Regions from separate parts of the Homo sapiens genome. Here region 1 is linked to region 2. A link is a contact called in ENCODE Hi-C or POLR2A ChIA-PET data. All regions are on one chromosome and are shown on one strand. Each heading gives the region's core, a stretch centred on a gene start or an enhancer-like site at or near the end of the contact. The rest is flanking DNA. Distances are from core to core; before and after follow the strand shown. Region 1 overlaps ACTN4 (actinin alpha 4). Region 2 holds the start of SARS2 (seryl-tRNA synthetase 2, mitochondrial).

Region 1 (4,013 bases), core at 1,134-3,633, 240 kb after region 2:
CCTCGGCCTCCCAAAGTGCTAGGATTACAGGCATGAGCCACCATACCCGGCCTAATTTTTTATTTTAATTCTCTGTAGAGGCAGGGTCTCACTATGATGCCCAGGCTGGTCTCCAATTCGTGGCCCCAAGCCATCCTCCCACTTCTACCTCCAAAAATGTTGGAATTATGGACATGAGCCACCAGGCCCAACCACGTTATGGTTTTGATTTGCCCTAATTAGTAATGACATTGAACACCTTTTCATGTGCTTATTGACCATTTGTAGTGGTTATGGTTTTGATTTGCCCTAATTAGTAATGACATCGAACACCTTTTCATGTGCTTATTGACCATTTGTAGATCTTCTTTGGAGAAGTGTCTATTTGAATCCTTTGCCCATTTTTAACTGGTGTGTCTTTTTACTGTTGAATTTAAGAGTCCTTTATACATTTTGGACAGTAGACCCTTATCAGATATACAATTTGTAAATATTCTGCGGGTTGTCCTTTTACTTTAATAGTGTCCTTTGAAGCAAAAAGTTTCCAGTTTTGAAACAGTCTGATTTATCTATTTTTCTTCGGTTGTGTTTCTGCTGTCATATCTAATAACCATTGCCTAACCCAAGGTCATGAGATTTACACTTGTGTTTTCTTCTAAGAGTTTTACAGTTTTAGCTCTTACATTTAGGTATCTGATCCGTTTGGAGTTAATTTTTGTATATGGTGTGAGGTAAAGGTTCAACTTCATTCTTTGCAGATGGGTATCTATTAATAGTTGTTCCTGCACTATTTGTTGAAAACACTATTCTTTCCCCCATTGAATGGTCCTGCACCCTTGTTGAAAATCAATTGACAATAGATGTATGGGACCTGGGAGCTTTTTAAAAATACCTGAATTTCACCACAGGCAAAATGAGACAGATTCCCTCAAGGTGGGCCCTGGGCAATGACATTTGACAAAGTCCACCTAGTGAGTCTAACATGAAGTGAGGGCTGAGAGCGAACAATCTAATCCAACCCCCTTGTTCCATAAATGAAAGATCTGAGGTCTCAGTAGAACCAGAGGGGCTGGGTGCAGGGGCTCACGCCTGTAATCCCAGCACTTTGGGGGGGCTGAGGCAGGTGGATCATTTGAGGTCAGGAGTTCAAGACCAGCCGTCTTGAACTATTAGTAGAGACCAGCCGTCTCTACTAATAATACAGAAAAATTAGCCAGACGTGGTGGCACACGCCTGTAATCCCAGATACTCAGGAGGCTGAGGCAAGAGAATCGCTTGAGCCCAGGAGGCGGAGGCTGCAGTGAGCCGAGATTGTGCCACTGTACTCCAGCCTGGGCAACAGAGTGAGACTCTGTCTCAAAAAAAAAAAAAAAAGAGACTCTGCCACCAGATTTGTTAGACTGGAATGGATGCTTGGAGCTAAAAGAAACCCCAGGGTAAAGGGGGATAGGCGGCCCGGGGTAGGAGCTGCTCCCATCTGAGCCTGCCTCTGTTCTCAAACAGACTTCCGGAGCCATCCCACACATGGGAAACCAACCAACCAACCAACCAACCAACCCAAACCACTCAGATTATACGTCAAAGAACTGGGTTCTCCCCAAGGGGAAGAGCCTGCACTCCCCACACAGAGTCCAGGAAGAGATAGGTCTCAACCCAAGGCAGGTGGGGCCCACAGAGCGGGAGGCAGTGCTCAGCCCTCCAGGCAGAGCTTCTCACCAGGAGGAGGAGATGGTGAGGCCTACCTTGAAATAACTACCTTTAACAGAGGAAACTTACACTCCCAAAAGGCAGTTTTAAAATTAGGGCAGCAGCAGAGGCTGGGGCCTCCTCTGGCCCCATCTAGCATTTTGCTATGAAATGATCAGGCACACGGGGCCCTTCACCTGGAGAACAGGGAGGGTGAGCTACAAACACCCCATTTACTTTCAATGCTTACAGCTAAGCTCAGGTTTCAGGGTGGGGGTGGGGGACTACAGATCATCTGGTTTAAACTTTGATCTTTCAAAAAGATAGCCAAGTAAGCCAATTCTGGCCTTGAGACAGTGTGGCCTGGAATCTTAGCGAGTGCCTAAGGGGCCCAGTCTTTAGAATTAACGTTTTAGTCTGGACAAATCCGCCCAGGGATTTGTTCATCCAGACAAGAGGCCTTTGGCATTTGGGGAGAAAAGGTCAGACAGGGCACTGATGGGATTGTTATTTAGGCAAGTGCTACACACCCGTCCTGAGCTAGTGGGACCCCGGGAATTCCCCAGTAGATCTTGCCAGGTGCAGGAACTGCCACAGGAAAGGGGTGTCTGGAAGCAGGGCAAACACTCCTGTTTCTCCCTCTGTTCAATCTCTCCAGCAGATGGCTTGTTTTTTTGCTAGTATTCAAATGATCCGTAAACTGGGCCCTGCTGGTGGAAGGGTGAATATGCGAGGCCCTGGAGTAATCTTTAATCGTGGTAAGGGTTTTGTCTTTGACAACTGAAACTCCTGCTTGGTGATCCTTTTCCTTTTTCCTGTTTTGAGAGGCTCTGATTCAACAGTCCACCCGGCCAAGTCAGGGCCATCCTATTCCAGTGAAAGCAGAGAGGGGTGTCTCAGGGTGGGCATCCCAGCTAGGGTGGAGCTGGCTTGGTCTGGAAATCTGTGATCTTGACCATGTACAGCCCCCACAGACTTGGGCTTGTTTCATGCATACTCGGTCCCTGCGGGCTTCCTACTCTCTGAACCCAGGGTACGAAGATCCCTTTCAGAAGCAGAGTGAGTTTGGAGCACTGAGAGGATTAGGGGCCTTTATCCGCATAATTGAGTCCCCTCGATCCAGAGGTTGGGTGCTCACCAGCCTGCCTGCCCTTTGCTGAGGCCACAGGGCTCCTCTCCAGGCCTGCACCTCACAGAGGCTCCGTGAGCACTGGATGAGGGGGTGAATGAATCCCTGAGTCCATCTGGGAGGTGACTCCAACCAGAAATTTCAGGCTTGGAGTTTGAAGTTTGCCAGCAGGCAACTAATTCGTGGTGTTAAGAGTTACCTAAACTTGCCCTTAGCCTCCTGTGAGTGGGTGTTGGCTCCCAAGCACTAGGATGGTGTAGGGTACACAATTTGGGTGGGTTGGCCAAGCACGGTGGCTCACACCTGTAATCCTAGCACTTTGGGAGGCCAAGGTGGGTGGATCACGAGGTCAGGAGTTCGAGACCATCCCGGTCAACATGGTGAAACCCTATCTCTACTAAAAATACAAAAATTAGCTGGGCTTGGTGGCATGTGCCTGTAATCACAGCTACTTGGGAGTCTGAGGCAGGAGAATCGCTTGAACCCAGGAGGCAGAGGTTGCAGTGAGCTGAGATCACGCCACTGCCTTCCACCCTGGCTAAAGAGCGAGATTCCGTCTCAAACAAACAAACAAACAAACAAAAAGCCATTTGGGTGGGTTAAGAAATCACTCTGGATTTGGGGGTCTCTTTTTTTTTCCCTTGACAATATTCAGTCCATCTCAGATTCCTTGGATGCATGAGACAGACAACATTAGCAGTGTCTTGGGAGGATTTAAAAAAAGAAAAACCTGACCATGACCACAGAGAGAGAAAGAAGAGAAAAGAAAAGAAGAGATCAAAATAGGATTCTATAGCCAAAGAGTAATTATAGGATCGGGAGGAACCAGTAGAGACTGAAACCTCTGACTCATAATTGCTCCATTAAAAATGGTGAAACATCTGCCCTGGCCGAGGAACAGGGCTACACTCTCACCCTGGCTCGCCCCACCTACAAGCCTTCCTGGGGCTGGCATGAAGGGGTGGCTGTCTCCAGGAGCGGTGTGGGTATGACGTCAAAGGACAAAGGGGCCCCTGCTGCTCTCAGGGGCAGATCTGACTCCTGGCCCCAAAACAAGGGAGGAGTGGTTTGTCCTGCAGGGGGTGGGGGACCAGGGTGGGGCAGCACTGGGAAGGTGTGGGTTCAGTTTTCTAGGAAAGGCCTAGGTGGTCCTGAGTGCTCTCACTACACCATGGGAAGAGGACCGAGGAGGACTCTGGGTACCATGTCAACCTGCCCC
Region 2 (4,279 bases), core at 334-2,833:
ACCAGAGCTGGGCCTGGAGAGGGCCGAAAGGGGTTATTATCCCAGAGAACAGATCTTAGAGTAGTAGCAACTCAATTTTGGTGTTTTAGGCATTGTTTAAAGCACTTTACAAAGATGCATTTGTTCACATCTAATGTTATCTACAGACAAAAGTAACTCTTTATTCTTCAAGGAAGCATTACCTTTTTTTTTTTTTTCTTTTTTTTTTTTGAGACAAAGTCTCACTCTGTCGCCCAGGCTGGAGTGCAGTACCTCAATCTTGGCCCACTGCAACCTCTGCCTCCTGGGTTCAAGCAATTCTCCTGTCTCAGCCTCCTGAGCAGCTGGGACTACAGGCACCCACCACCACGCTCGGCTAATCTTCGTATTTTTAAGTAGAGACGGGGTTTCACCATGTTGGTCAGGCTGGTCTCGAACTCCTGACCTCGGCCTCTCAAAGTGCTGGGATTACAGGCGTGAGCCACCACGGCTGGCCAGGAAGCATTATTTTTAATGCTGTTTAAAATAATAGTAGGCTCAGTGGCTCATGCATGTAATCCTAGCACTTTTGGAGGCTGTGGAGGGTCACTTGAGCTCAGGAGTTAAGGCCAGACTGGGCGACACAGGGAGACCTCCCTCTCTACAAAGAATCAAAAAGTTAGCTGGTTGTGGTTCTGCAGGCCTGTGGTCCCAGCTACTTGGGAGGCTGAGGCGGGAGGATCACTTGAGCCCAGGAGGTCGAGACTGCAGTGAGCTGTGATCACACCGCTGCACTTCAGCCTGGGCGACAGAGGGAGATCTTAAATAAATAAATAATAAAACTGACCCAAACGCCGCTTGACACGCAGTAGCCCTCCATGCAGCTGCTTCCCACCTCTTGCTCTAGCAGCCCTAGCTCTGCCAAAACCCCACCGTGTTTTTCCACCCCCGTTTCCCTCGGGGCTCCGACGGAGGCACACAAGTCCAAGAGCGAATAACCCTCCCCCTCTAGCCTCGTCCCTGAAGCCCAAGTCCCCCACTTACCACAAGTTAGGGACGTGTTGAGGCCATGGAGAAGGCCAGACCAGGACATCCTGCCACCTGGGCCGTCCCTGTGGTAGGGGATAAGAGACTCAGAAAGGAGGAAAAAGTGACCGATCCGCAAATGCTCCCCGATCCGCTCTCAGGACTTTCTGGCTTAAATCAAAGGAAATACCTCTATAGGTCTAACCACAGGCCCTCATGCTGCTAACAGAAAGTCCCTCCGTAAATTTAGCCTCGCTCTGAGTGGGTTCCCGAGGGCCCAACCACTCTCGCCCGCACGCAGGAAGAACTGGGAAACTGGGGAGATGGCCTGGTAGATTTGGAGGACCCCAGGATTCCACCGACCTCACAGGACCTAAAGGTGAGGTCGCGGACACGCTGAATCCAGCTTCTAGCCTCTTCCGGGCGCTATCCGTGCAGGGATTGGCTGGTTCTGCCTCGCGTCACTGAAGAGGCGGGACACAGACGACGATTGGGCGACGAAGGACTCTATCGCGGTCAACTTTCCTCAGGATCTGATTGGCTCGTCACGGTCAGGTTCGCTGCCTTGCAATTGGTCTAAACGCGGAGTGGGCGGGACGAAGTGCCGCCTTGTTCCCGGTCCAAGATGGCTGCGTCCATGGCGCGGCGCTTGTGGCCTTTGCTGACTCGTCGGGGGTTCCGGCCCCGGGGAGGCTGCATCTCCAACGATAGTCCAAGGAGAAGTTTCACTACAGAGAAACGAAACCGGAACCTCCTGTACGAGTATGCGCGCGAGGGCTACAGCGCACTCCCTCAGCTGGACATAGAGCGGTTCTGCGCATGCCCAGAAGAGGCCGCACACGCCCTGGAGCTCCGCAAGGGGGAGCTGCGCTCGGCGGACCTGCCCGCGATCGTGAGTGCGCCTGCGCCGGCCGGGGGGCGCAGACGTTTGCTTTACGGAAGAATTGGGTTTGCAAGATGCCCTCCGGCAGGGGGCGAACCTGTAGTAGGAATTTTAGTTATTTCCCAAGTTAGCCAACGTCTTGTGCATGGCACCCACTTATGTGCCAGTTGTCCAGTGAGTGCTGAGGCCCTACTATGTGCCAAGAATGCCTACTGTGTCCTGGACACCCATTATGCGCTTGTTTCATACTGCTCGCTGGGTACCTCCTGTCCTTTAGGAACTTGCTATGTGACATTGCCCTCCGTGCTGCAACCTCATGCCAGCCTTTCCCTAAGACCACAAAGGAAAATGGGGAGCCAAGTGTGAATCGGACGGGGTCAGGGCTGGGGTGTGGTGGAGCTCTTGCGTTTAGAGAGAGAGGTAGGGAGAGTTGTGCACCTCCGCCACACATAGCAGGCAGTTAAATAGAGTTAATGAATGAATGAATGAATCCATTAATGAATGGTTCTATTAAACTGATACTTAAGGTGCAACTGCTATATTCCGGTGTTCTAGATGTTGCAAATATGCGGTGAATAATAATAAAATTGCTAGCACTTATAAAAGGGAATTAGGACCGGGTTCACAATATCTCTGTGTTGAGGTGCTAACGATAGTGGGGTCCCCACGTCTTCCCATTCCTCTCTTGGACTCCCCTCCCAGCCTGTTTGAAGTGCTTTATTCACTTTAACCTCGTTTAATTTTCACAGCAACTCTATGAAGTAGGTGCCATTATTTCTCCCATTTTATCAGAGGGGAAACTAAGGCTTCGAGAAGCTAATTCACTTGCGCTAGGTCATGCAACTGGGAAGTGGCAGAGTGGGAATTTTAACCTGTGCTTTCTGGCCTAGAATCCACTTTTTTTTTTTTTTTTTTTGAGATAGGGTGTTGTTCTGTCGCCCAGGATGGCAGGATGGAGTACAGTGGTACAATTATAGCTCACTGGAACCTTGAATTCCTGAGCTCAAATAATCCTCCCACTCAGCCTCCCGTGTAGCTGGGACTACAGGCAGACACCACCACGCCCGGCTAAACTTTTGTATTTTTTGTTGAGACAGGGACATACTATGTTGCCCAGGCTGGTCTTGAACTCCTGCGCCCAAGTGATCCTCCCACCCTGGCCTCCCAAAATGCTGAGATTACAGGCATGAGCCACCACACCCAGACTCCACAATCTTAAGTACCCTGCTGTGCCCTCTCATGATCTGAGTTCACAGTCTAGTAAAAGACATTTTTTTTTTGAGATGGAGTTTTGCTCTTGTCTCCCAGGCTGGAGTGCGCTGCGACTTCTGCCTCCCAGGTTGAAGTGATTCTCCCACCTCAGCCTCCCGAGTAGCTGGGATTACAGGCACATGCCACCACATCTGCATAATTTTTGTATTTTTAGTAGAGACGGGGTTTCACCATGTTGGCCAGGCTGGTCTCGAACTCTTGACCTCAAGTGATCCACCCACCTTGGCCTCCCAAAGTGCTAGGAGTACAGATGTGAGCCACCATGCCCCACTAAAAGACATTTAACATATACAACTATACATATATACTAATTACAATTTCTGGTAAATTTGACTACCTAGAGTAATCAAATTCATAGAGACAGATATACTCATTATAATCTGTGGTAAATGCTGTGAAGGCAAAGTGGAGGACAGCCTGGGAGGACTTCTCAGAGGAGGTGGCATTAAACAAAGATCTGTGGATTGAGAAATCACCAGGGAAGAGGGAAGAAGAGTATCCCAAGTAGGGGACCAGAATATACAAAAGCCTGGAGGTAGGATGGAAAATTCCATTTGATGGCCATGTAGATAATTTAGAGCGTCACATCCTTTAGCAGGCTTTTTCAAACTTTGTGGCCAAGAGTAAGAAATACATTTCACATCCTGACCCAGTACACACACCCAAAATTGAAACCGGTTTCATTAACAATTATTGCTCTTACCACGTGTGATGCATTCTTGTTCTTTAATTATATTCTCTTTCATTTGTAAAGTGCTAGTTGTTGTTTTTTTTTTTTGCGGGGGGGGGGGCCAGGGGTGTGTTTTTGTTGTTTGTTCGTTTGTTTTTTAAGACTGAGTCTTCCTCTGTCGCCCAGGCCTGAGTGCAGTCGCACAATCTCCGGTCACTGCAACCTCCGCCTCCTTGATTCAAGTGATCGTCGTGCCTCAGTCTCCCAAGTAGCTAGGGTTATAGTTGTGCACCACCACACCCAACTAATTTTTGTATTTTTAGTAGAGATGGATTTTGCCATGTTGGCCAGGCTGGTCTCGAACTCCTAACTTCAAATGATCCACTGGCCACGGCCTCCCAAAGTGCTGGGATTACAGGCATGAGCCACTGCGCCTGGCTATTCTCTTCATTTTCAAAGTAGTAGTTTAG

Evidence for each region. Hi-C counts contacts between places; a loop is a spot of excess contacts on that map. ChIA-PET counts read pairs that join two places held with the same protein, here RNA polymerase II (POLR2A). Pooled maps may share reads with other maps.
Region 1: a map with no recorded cell type shows a loop between it and region 2 (4-fold over the local background). The contact joins the enhancer-like site here to the promoter of SARS2 in region 2. A Hi-C loop is called at or near these places in 1 of 168 maps with a recorded cell type or tissue (natural killer cell), 1 of 37 single-sample maps with no recorded cell type and 4 of 50 pooled maps. POLR2A ChIA-PET finds 5 or more read pairs at or near these places in 5 of 52 experiments (A549, MCF 10A, OCI-LY7 and 2 more).

Annotation. Positions count from the first base shown.
Region 1 is chr19:38,684,306-38,688,318 of GRCh38, reverse strand. The region is part of intron 1 of ACTN4 (actinin alpha 4); the gene reads right to left. Among named protein-coding and RNA genes, the nearest start is that of ACTN4, 39 kb to the right of the region's middle. RefSeq lists enhancers at 2,284-2,343, 3,514-3,653. Within about 2 kb of position 2,383, at least 36 of the 41 ENCODE cell types and tissues checked have a DNase peak (open chromatin) inside an H3K27ac peak, as active enhancers do; they include Panc1 and natural killer cell, where a contact is called at or near this core.
Region 2 is chr19:38,928,067-38,932,345 of GRCh38, reverse strand. SARS2 (seryl-tRNA synthetase 2, mitochondrial) reads left to right here and starts at 1,583. Exons shown (of 16, transcript NM_017827.4): 1 at 1,583-1,876. The coding sequence starts at 1,610. MRPS12 (mitochondrial ribosomal protein S12) reads right to left here and starts at 1,402. Exons shown (of 3, transcript NM_033362.4): 1 at 1,348-1,402; 2 at 1,003-1,070; 3 at 1-13. The coding sequence starts at 1,051. RefSeq lists an enhancer at 1,499-1,958.